Linked DNA regions of Homo sapiens: all the other regions are linked to region 3. A link is a contact called in ENCODE Hi-C or POLR2A ChIA-PET data. All regions are on one chromosome and are shown on one strand. The core of a region is the stretch at or near the end of the contact, and the rest is flanking DNA. Distances in the headings are between cores, read along the strand shown.

The links. Hi-C counts contacts between places; a loop is a spot of excess contacts on that map. ChIA-PET counts read pairs that join two places held with the same protein, here RNA polymerase II (POLR2A). Pooled maps may share reads with other maps.
Region 1: a loop to region 3 is called in a pooled map, with 2.5 times the contacts of the local background. The contact joins two enhancer-like sites. A Hi-C loop is called at or near these places in 2 of 168 maps with a recorded cell type or tissue (CD8-positive, alpha-beta T cell and PC-9) and 2 of 50 pooled maps. POLR2A ChIA-PET finds 5 or more read pairs at or near these places in 8 of 52 experiments (A549, BJ, H1 and 5 more).
Region 2: POLR2A ChIA-PET joins it to region 3 with 20 read pairs in Panc1. The contact joins two enhancer-like sites. POLR2A ChIA-PET finds 5 or more read pairs at or near these places in 11 of 52 experiments (A549, AG04450, BJ and 8 more).

Annotation. Positions count from the first base shown.
Region 1 is chr9:94,951,827-94,954,928 of GRCh38, reverse strand. The region is part of intron 7 of AOPEP (aminopeptidase O (putative)); the gene reads right to left. Among named protein-coding and RNA genes, the nearest start is that of AOPEP-AS1, 7.8 kb to the right of the region's middle. RefSeq lists a silencer at 2,187-2,416. Within about 2 kb of position 1,813, at least 15 of the 41 ENCODE cell types and tissues checked have a DNase peak (open chromatin) inside an H3K27ac peak, as active enhancers do.
Region 2 is chr9:94,907,547-94,910,495 of GRCh38, reverse strand. The region is part of intron 5 of AOPEP (aminopeptidase O (putative)); the gene reads right to left. Among named protein-coding and RNA genes, the nearest start is that of AOPEP-AS1, 37 kb to the left of the region's middle. Within about 2 kb of position 1,360, at least 6 of the 41 ENCODE cell types and tissues checked have a DNase peak (open chromatin) inside an H3K27ac peak, as active enhancers do.
Region 3 is chr9:95,024,291-95,027,463 of GRCh38, reverse strand. All of the region lies in intron 13 of AOPEP (aminopeptidase O (putative)), which reads right to left. Among named protein-coding and RNA genes, the nearest start is that of MIR6081, 39 kb to the left of the region's middle. RefSeq lists an enhancer at 2,986-3,173. Within about 2 kb of position 1,548, at least 26 of the 41 ENCODE cell types and tissues checked have a DNase peak (open chromatin) inside an H3K27ac peak, as active enhancers do.

The DNA of each region.
Region 1 (3,102 bases), core at 564-3,063, 73 kb after region 3:
CCTCAAGGGTTCTAAGCTCTACTATAAATTATCTAAGAACGTATACCCTTTTTTGATGACAGACTGGGAAATGCAATGGAAAATGAAGCTTTACTTGGAAAAGTAAAGAACTTATATCTCTTTCAAAAAATTTTGAAAGCCTCAATGTTATCCACTTCTCTGGATTTGCACTTAGTAATTAAGGCTCCTTTAATAAATATTTGTACTTTCCACCCATATTAGAATTACAAAAAAAGGTCATAGAAGCTCATGTTTTTAGAACAGGTGGGAACATCAAGAATCACATACTTCAACTTCCTCATTTCACACAAGGTAAACTGAGGCACACAGACATTAGTTCTACAGTAAGTTTGTCCAACCCACAGCCCATCCATGGGCCACATGTGGCCCAAGATGACTTTGAATGCAGCCCAACACAAATTCATAAACTTCTTAAAACATTACGAGATTTTTTTGCGATTTTTTCCTTAGCTTATCAGCTGTCGTTAGTGTTAGCTTATTTTACACATGGCCCAAGACAATTCTTCTTCTTCCAATGTGGCCCAGGGAAGCCAAAAGATTGGACTGGATAGTCACGGTCCACTCAAAGTCTTTTTTTTCCTTCGAGTCAGGGTTTCACTCCCATCACCCAGGCTGGAGCGCAGTGGTGCGATCTTGGCTCACTGCAACCTCTGCCTCCTGAGCTCAAATGATCCTTCTGCTTCAGCCTCCCAAGTAGCTGGGATTACAGAAGCCTGCCACCGTACCCAGCTAATTTTTGTTTTTTTCTGTAGAGATGGGGTTTCGCCATGTTGGCCAGGCTGGTCTCGAACTCCTGAGCTCAAGCCATCCGTCCACCTCAGCCTCCCAAAGCGTTGGGATTACAGGTGTGAGCCACCACGCCCAGCTTTATGCCTTGTTTTGATTTGTAGTGACATTAGGACTGAAACCAGCGACTCCTTATTCTCCATGAAGATCTTTTCCACTGTGCTATTTGGCTTTAAAATTTTAAATATTTTAAATAAAATGTAACAGATCCTTTGGGCCATCTAGTAAAGATTTGTGCAGTGTTACAGTATAGCTTCAACAGCTGAATCAAAATAAGTGAGGAGGTATTTACAGCTTTCGGCTGTTCTAAAACCGGCCACTCACTGGATCAACACTGAGGAGTGTTGAGGTGAAGGAAGGCAAGGAACCACGAGAGGGTTGGTGCATCAGAAAAGCAAGGGGTTATTTTAAAAGGTAGTGTGGTGGTGCAGAAGGTATGCAGCCTTTGGAATATGAGACCTAGTTTAGACTAGCAGCCTTACTTCTTACTACCTGTTACTTACTAACCTTCATTTACTCACTTGTAAAATGGGAATAATCCTACCCACCTTCCCTGATCCTGCAGAGAATAACTGAAATAATACATTGCAAAGCCCCTAGCAAGGGCCAGGGATACAGAAATTACCTAATAAACTTAATAAAATATTCCATTTTAGCAAACAGGATCCCTGATTAAGTCTTAGCTGAATACTCTGGGACATTATCCCAGCAGACACAAGGCACAGAATCAGCAGATACCTAAAGGAAAGATGATGATGAAAACCATCAGAGCTAACTGCATACTTTTCATTTTTCTACTCGATCCCTGACTTACCTACATGCCCACACTTGTAAGAATAACTAATCCATTTCATCTTCATTTAAGACTCCCCTGAAAAGAATCAGCTTTTTTCACTGCTCTCAGGTTTGTCCTGCCATGCAATGTTTTTGTAAGAAAGCCACACTAGCTTTGATAAGGAAAGCCCATCACCCACTGTCTGGGGGAAGGGAGACTTCTCAAGAGTCAGTCTGAACTCAAACTAGGTTGCCCAGCCCTAAGACAGGCAGAGTTGCCGTGCGTCTTTTTTGCCCTTGAGCCCTGAATTGAGACTGCTCGAAGGGGAGGAACACAGAAGAATGATGTAAATCTCTGCTCAGAAGGCTGGCTTCCAGGTTCCAGTTCCCAATGACGCCTTCAGTTGCTGTTTTTTCCTTTGCCTAAAAATGTCCTTCCCGAAAGCATCCCTCTCTAACTCTCTTCTTCCATCCTCTCCAAATGAAGAAGTGCTCAAGAAAATTCTTCCTGCTGACAGCATTCAAAGCCAATATACAAGTCCCCAAGAGATTCCTTTGATAGCAGCTTGCTGCTGGAGAGGGCAGTGCACAGGCAAGCTTTGCAAGAAATCAGAGGGGGTGGTTTCTAGGAGGAAATGACACTCTATGAATGGAAACAGGAAACTTCCATCTCTGTGCTACTCTGGTTCTCACAATGCTACTAATACCAGGTCTGCGTAGAGAGACAAAGTACCGGAGAAAGCAGATGAACTACAACCACACACAGTAACACAGATGACTCTCACAGGTCAGCCAAAGAAGTCAGGTCCACGAAGTGCACACACACATGTACAAGTCCATGTCAATGAAATCCAAGAACAGGCAAAACTGACCTATGGGGATAGAGATCAGAATAATGGTCACCTTGGGAGGGAGTGTTGACAGACAGCAGAGAAACAGGAAGGTTTCTGAGATGCTGGGACTGTTCTATAGATTGATCTGAATGTACTTTCATGGGGATAAATCATAAAAATCCTTTGAGCCATCTAGCAAAGACTTGTGCACTTTAATGTATCTATGTTATGTTTCATTTAAAAACTTAAGCGATGCACGTACATGAAACAGCATACACTTGCGAGCAGGAAAGGCCATCAGTCTAGAAAAGGGGCTTTGCCACTCATGTGCCACTGGCACACGACTAGGATGAACTAAGCCCTATGCACCTGAGGACCAATGCAAAATTTTTTTTAAAATGACAGTGTGAGAGGCAGGAAGGGCTGTGGCAAATCCAACTGGTCGGTCTACTCCCATTCTCATTTGCCTTCTTCCTTGCCACTTGTATGACTGAATCTGAAAAGCTAATGCTCATTTTCTAAGTGTCTCTTGCAGCTGTGGCACTTAGTCCAGGCCAAAATGAAAAAAGCAGATGTCTGCTGTGATTCCATGCTGGGTGGGGTTCTGGGAAAGCTTTTGCTTTCCTTATAAAGGGGGAAAATGTGACTGCTACCGCACCTCTTCCCCACAAGCCTGGTGGATGGAGCA
Region 2 (2,949 bases), core at 111-2,610, 120 kb after region 3:
GCATTAGGTCCCACCCTTGAGGGAGCCCAAGAAGATCCGCGGTTGATGTGCTGCGTGCTGCAAGGCTGCCCGAGACCCAGTCCTCGCTCGGAAGCCAGAGGACAAGGAAGCTGGGGTCCTACCCGGGTAGCAAGGTTTCAGATGACCAGTCTGCCACAGGTGCTGGATGCTTCTGCACTGGAGTGCAGGGCCCAGGGTAAGAGAGAGTACCCTGCTTCAGAGCCACTCTCCACAGGTGAAGAGGCATGGCCTAGTCGGTTCACAATCTGCCAGGGAGGGCTCTGGGAAGGAGAACCGGCTGCTTCTAATGCAGGACTAGAGGTGAGGAGGAAAGGTGAGAATGGACGGAGGGCTGCCAGGGAGAAAACTAGTTAAGGGGAAGAAGTGTCCATCTAGGCAGGGACCCGCGATTCAAACGCCTGCATAGCTCTGGCTCACAGCAGTCTTGCCGCAACCGAAATGGGGGAGACAGTCTGGGGAGTATGGATGTGCTAGCGCTGAACCTTGGGAAGGAGTGGGGCTGGTTCTGGAATCCCCAGACACTCGATCCAGAAGGGCTCTTAGAGGCCCCACCCCCTCCCATTCTCAGATGAGAAAGCAAGACCCAGCGAGCTGCAGCCTTCATCCATGGGGTGGGAGCTGCTGTGTGCCATGGCGGACTCATGACAGCCGTTTAAGTCTGCAAGGTATTTCCTTCAAAGCTCTTTTACAAAGGCCCAGTCACCTCAGAACCAACAGACACCCCTTGCCTGAAACTGGTGACTCACCCCAAGCTAGAGGCTTGTGGGGATCTAGGGCAGACATCAGCGTATGCCACCCTGTGTAGTTACATTCACACAGGCTTTTGAGATGGACGTCACACACGTCACAGCAGTTGACTGCGATGCCTTCTCTCTGGGAATACTTGGCCTTTACTTCTGCTGACAAATGGCTACCCTTAAGTTTCAGCCTCATCGTTCCTTTTCTTTGTTTTGGTGGTTGGTTGACCAGTTTCATGTGAGAGGAAAATAACAACAAACAAAGAAAAGAAAACATTTCATACTATTTTCTAAGTATAAAAGCTGTCATCTTTTCACAGTTGTATAACCATAATGGTTTACCTAATTGTTTTCAAATTTTCTCATTCTTTTTTTTTTTTTTTTTTTTTTTAAGGCTCCAAAAATTCACCTTTGGGTTGAACACATCTGTGTGAAAAAAGCCTGGCGGAAAGAAAAACTGGATTATGCTGACGCTCAATGCGCGTAACCTTAACTACAGCATGTTTGCTTCTGCAAACACTACAGTATATGAAATTAAATATTAATAGCCATCACCTCACCCCTTCGGAGAACAGGCCTGAGTCACAGCTCCTGTGTGGCGTGATTTCCATTCACGGACTCACTGTGAACGCTGCTCACGTTACGAAGCCTCAAACCAGGCAAAACCAAAGCAAGTGTGTGTTTTTATTCCATAATGTCATGGGGAACATTGCTTATTTTGGAGGCCAAGTTCAGTTCTCCTGAATTTACCACCTATGACACATTTTAAGACTAATCACCTCAAAACATACTAGGAGAAATGACAAAGTTATTTTTAAGTTAGAAAGGAAAATATTGGAATAAGATGAACATGTCTGTTATTTATCAGTGACGAGATTTGCAGCACTCGGCTGAACTCTTCTGACATTTGAAAGCACCAACATATTTGTATTGGTGAATATATTTCCAGTGCCCCTTATCTGTGCATTGCAAATGGACATAATTAGATTTTTAAACTTTGCATGGGTGGTGTCAAGTATGCCAAAGATATTTAGCTTCCTGGGGGTTTATGGGAGGTCTGGTTTCCCCTCTCTACCTCTGCATGGTCACTGTCTTCTTGATAAGCTTTAGACTCTCAGCAGCCTAAACCATTTGACGGTTTTGTGTATGATGATTACAAAGCAGAGTTAAAGGAAAGAATGAAAGTCAAGCAGCCAGCCCAGTACCTGGCACGCAGCAAACATCCCACAAATGTTAGCTCCCTTTTCCCTTCCCCACTTCTTATACTCTTAGAGGGATAAGTGCTTTCAAGTCAGTGTTCAGAATTGATTCTTCAAATCCCCCAGGAGATAGTGTAAAGTGAACATTCCGCTTTTATTGGTGAGGGGCCAACAAGGGGAGGATGGAGGATTTACTCTGTGGGATGGGATCCTGGCACAGTCAGAGACTGGACCAAAGCTCTCTCTGCCACAGCTTAACAGCAGGGCTCCTGGGCTAAATCGCTTCTTTCGGTGGCCTGCCACACCAAGGTGTGTTTTTAAAATCTGCGCAATAAAATTTAGTGTGGTTGGAGAGGTGGCAGCGGATGGGAACCCACCCACAGGCAACTGACGTCAAAAAACCAGAGGGAAACATTAGGCTTCTCTGTTCTCGAGAAGCTTCTGCTCTGTTAAGCAACCTGAGAAGGAAGCTGACTTTCCATTAAAAAACGGCCACTTTGGCAGTTGTCAGAGACAGCCTGGTGTCTTATACTTCCCCTCTCAGGAAAAGTGAGGAAAATAATTTCCATAAGTTGGAAAGGAAGAAACCAGCAGTTCAAAGAATAGAGCTGGAAAGGAATTTGAAGGGCACTTAGAGTAACCTCCACCTCCAGAGAGCAAATGAGGAAAGAGGCCCAGCGAAGACTGGGGACTAATCTTGCCCTTAAATTTGCAGGGTAGCCCACCCTGTAGGCCACGCTGCCTTCACAAAGCTAGCTAGCTGCCTGCACCTTGGTCAGCTGTTGAGAGGGACATGCCTCGAATTCTAGTCTGAAGAGGGGTTGCTGCAAGGGAGGCTCCCAGATGCCTGGAAGGAGAACTGCACTCTAATGTTGATACCCCGAGGCTGGAGATGTTGCTTTGGAAGAGGCTCTGGGGAAGACTGGTGTGGGGGAGGGTGTGCATGTGTGTGCACACATGCATGTGTGTAAAGGGGCAAAAAAACAGGCAGC
Region 3 (3,173 bases), core at 299-2,798:
TTTAATTTAGACAATATCACATACACACATCAACTCAATACTTTATATCAAGTCCACAAGAAAAAAACATAATTAAATGGAATGTGTTTAACTGTTGCATGCATGACTGGTGGTAGAACCTAGAGAGTAGGGAGGATAGGCATCAAAGACTACAAGTTTATTTATTTTATTATTCTATTTTATTTTATTATTTTTTGAGACAGGGTCTCACTCTGGCTCTGTCACCCACACTGGGGTATAGTGGTGTGGTCACAGCTCACTGCAGCCTTGAACTCCTGGGCTCAAGCGATCCTCCCACCTCAGCCTCCCAAGTAGCTGGAACCACAGGTGCATGCCACCGTATCCAGCTAACTTTTGTATTTTTTTATAGAGATGGGGTTTCGCCATGTTGCCCAGGCTGGTCTCGAACTCCTAGGTTCAAGCGATCCACCCGCCTCAGCTCCCAAAGTACTGGGATTACAAGCGTGAGCCACCACTCCCACCCTACAGTTTTAATTAACATGTGTTAACAATGCTTGAAAAACTGTAAATACCTTAAAATAGTTCCTAGCTTTCTTCTGTACCTAAGAATATAAAACAAGTCAACAGTTAAGGTTATATTCCTTATAGCTCATGGCAAAGATGTGGAGAAACTGGGACCCTTGTTCATCACTGGTGGGAAGGTAATGTGGTATAGCCACTTTGGAAAACAATCTAGGCTTCTTAAATCACTCCATTTACTCAACTGCTCATATAAATTTACTCAACTTACGTGACTCCTAGGTCATCTATCGGAGAGAGGTAAAAGCATATGTTCATTTAACAACTCATCTGTACTTACTGCAGCATTACTACAGCCCTAAACTGGAAATAACCCAAATGTGCATCAACTGGTGAACAGACAGATAAAATGTGGTGTAACCATAAAATGGAATACTGTCCAGGAATAAAGGGAACACAGCGATACACACTGCGACATGCATGCACCTCAATACGTTATGCTAAGTGAAAGAAAACAAACACGTAAGACCATGTATTATATGATTCCACTGATATGAAATGTCCAGAAACTGCAAATCTACAGAAACAAGAAGTAGATTTACAGGTTGCCTAGGGATGAGGAGAGGGGGAAATAGGCAGTGATTAGTGATGGATGCCAGGGGTTTCTCTGGGATGATGGAAATGTTTTAAAACTAGATTGTGGTGATGGTTGCACAACTTAGCTAACTTACTTAAAATCAGTGAATTGTTTATGGCACGTAAATTACGCCTTAAAGTTGTTAAAAACATATATATACACAGAAAGAACCTGTGCTGAAGCCCTGGGTAGCTATGAAGTGTTAAATCTATATTCCGGTTTTCTCTTACTTTCTTGACTTCAGAGTGGAAAAGATGACATCAGTCCATTAGCATTATGAGAATGCAGAATTTTGCTATTCAATTTCCTCTAAAGATAATAAAGGAACACGGGGGAGGGACGCATGCAGGGGAGCAAATAAATCTGCTCTTTCCTCATTACGGAGTTCAAACTGGGTCACAGCCCTATTAGGCTTAACCACTCGGAGCTTACTTATTACTGCTTGCTGCCGGCGGAGGCAGTGCTGGGGCCTGGGAACTGGCAGAGTCCAGTGATGATCATGACCACTGCCCTAGGAACACACGACTTTTAGAATGGGCTAACCCAAGCAAGACACCTAGGCTAAGCATAATGGGCACTCTGAACAATTAGGAAATGACACTACAGAAATTCTTATCTTTAGCTCATGTAACCTAAAACCTTACACAAGTCACTTACCTCCCAAACTTCAAAGTTATGTTTTATTTGTTAAAATCACTATCAACTTAATAATTATACAAAACGAAAATACCAATGTGGTAAGCAGGCAGCCCATGCCCAATAATCTAAGACGACCTTTCTTGCACCTTTTCTCCCAACTCCTGATGAATTAACTTTTGCCAAGTACCTACTAAACTCACTGCTTTGCTCAGTGGGGTCAGCTCTGGCAGCTAACCTACCAGCTCTGCTTTGCAGACTCATCAACAACTCTTGTCTGTCTGACAAGGCACTGAGCCGTATCCAGCACTGTTGCTGTGGACAAGGAAGTAGCAATGGGCCACGTCTGCAGTGGCTGTGGGCTGACAGTATCTGTTAACAGAAGGCTGGAAGGAGTAGGGGGACACCAGCATATGTAATGGCCTCTGCTGGGAAAATGGATCACGGGAGAAGGAAGAACAAGGACAAGCCAGAATTTCTGACCATCCAAAAGCCAGGACACCAAGACTGCCCCAGCCATAAGACCATGACACATGCACCAGGTGCAGCAGGTGAGCACTGTAGACCATCTTTTATTCCCTGTAGAAAAGCTATTGAGAATGGTTCTAGCATAAAGAAAAGACAAATATTTAAGTTGATTGAGATCCCAAATATAATGATTTGATTTTTATAAATTATATGATGGTACTAAATCACATGTACCCTAAAACTATGTATACCTATTATCCATCAATAACAAATAAATAAATATGAAGCTAATAAAGTAAAACAGTTCATTGGCCTAAGGGGAAAAAAAGGTTTTGAATAGGAAAGCAAAATAATAACAAGTATGATAAGAGGGCCAATCTGATAGAAATGGTTGGAATTATTTTTAGCTGAAGTCGATAGGATGAAAATCTAACCGTATGAAAAGTGAAATGCTGTGGAAGAGTAGAGGAAGCAGGAAATCGGAAACGCTATATTTATCCCCTCCCCTCCCACCATTCCCTTGAGTATTTCCTTTATTTTGAGAAGAAAGCAATAAAATTATTCTCCATACCAACATTCTCCCTCCTCTCAGAGACACTCTGGCAAACAAACCGGCCAAAGGCCTCATGGAACGTGGGGCCACACGCTCAGGCTCAGAGTACAAAACTACTGCCAGCTCTTGGGCAGTCGGTACTCACACAGGGGTCAGATACCATATCTAGAAACGGCTCTGGCCAATGACCAGGTGGCGTTTCCCTAGGCCTAGGAGATCCCTGGTCACTCTCAAGGCTGAGGGGAAGAACAGCACAGCCTGGAGAAAACAATGAGAATGCTCCCGAGGCCTCATGGAGGCAGTGCTGCCAGTGGCTGCTCACGAGCTTGTGGATGAACTGCTACTCTCTGTTGACAAAGGTAAGGATATTCCAACAAGGACACGGACTATGGAAAACAA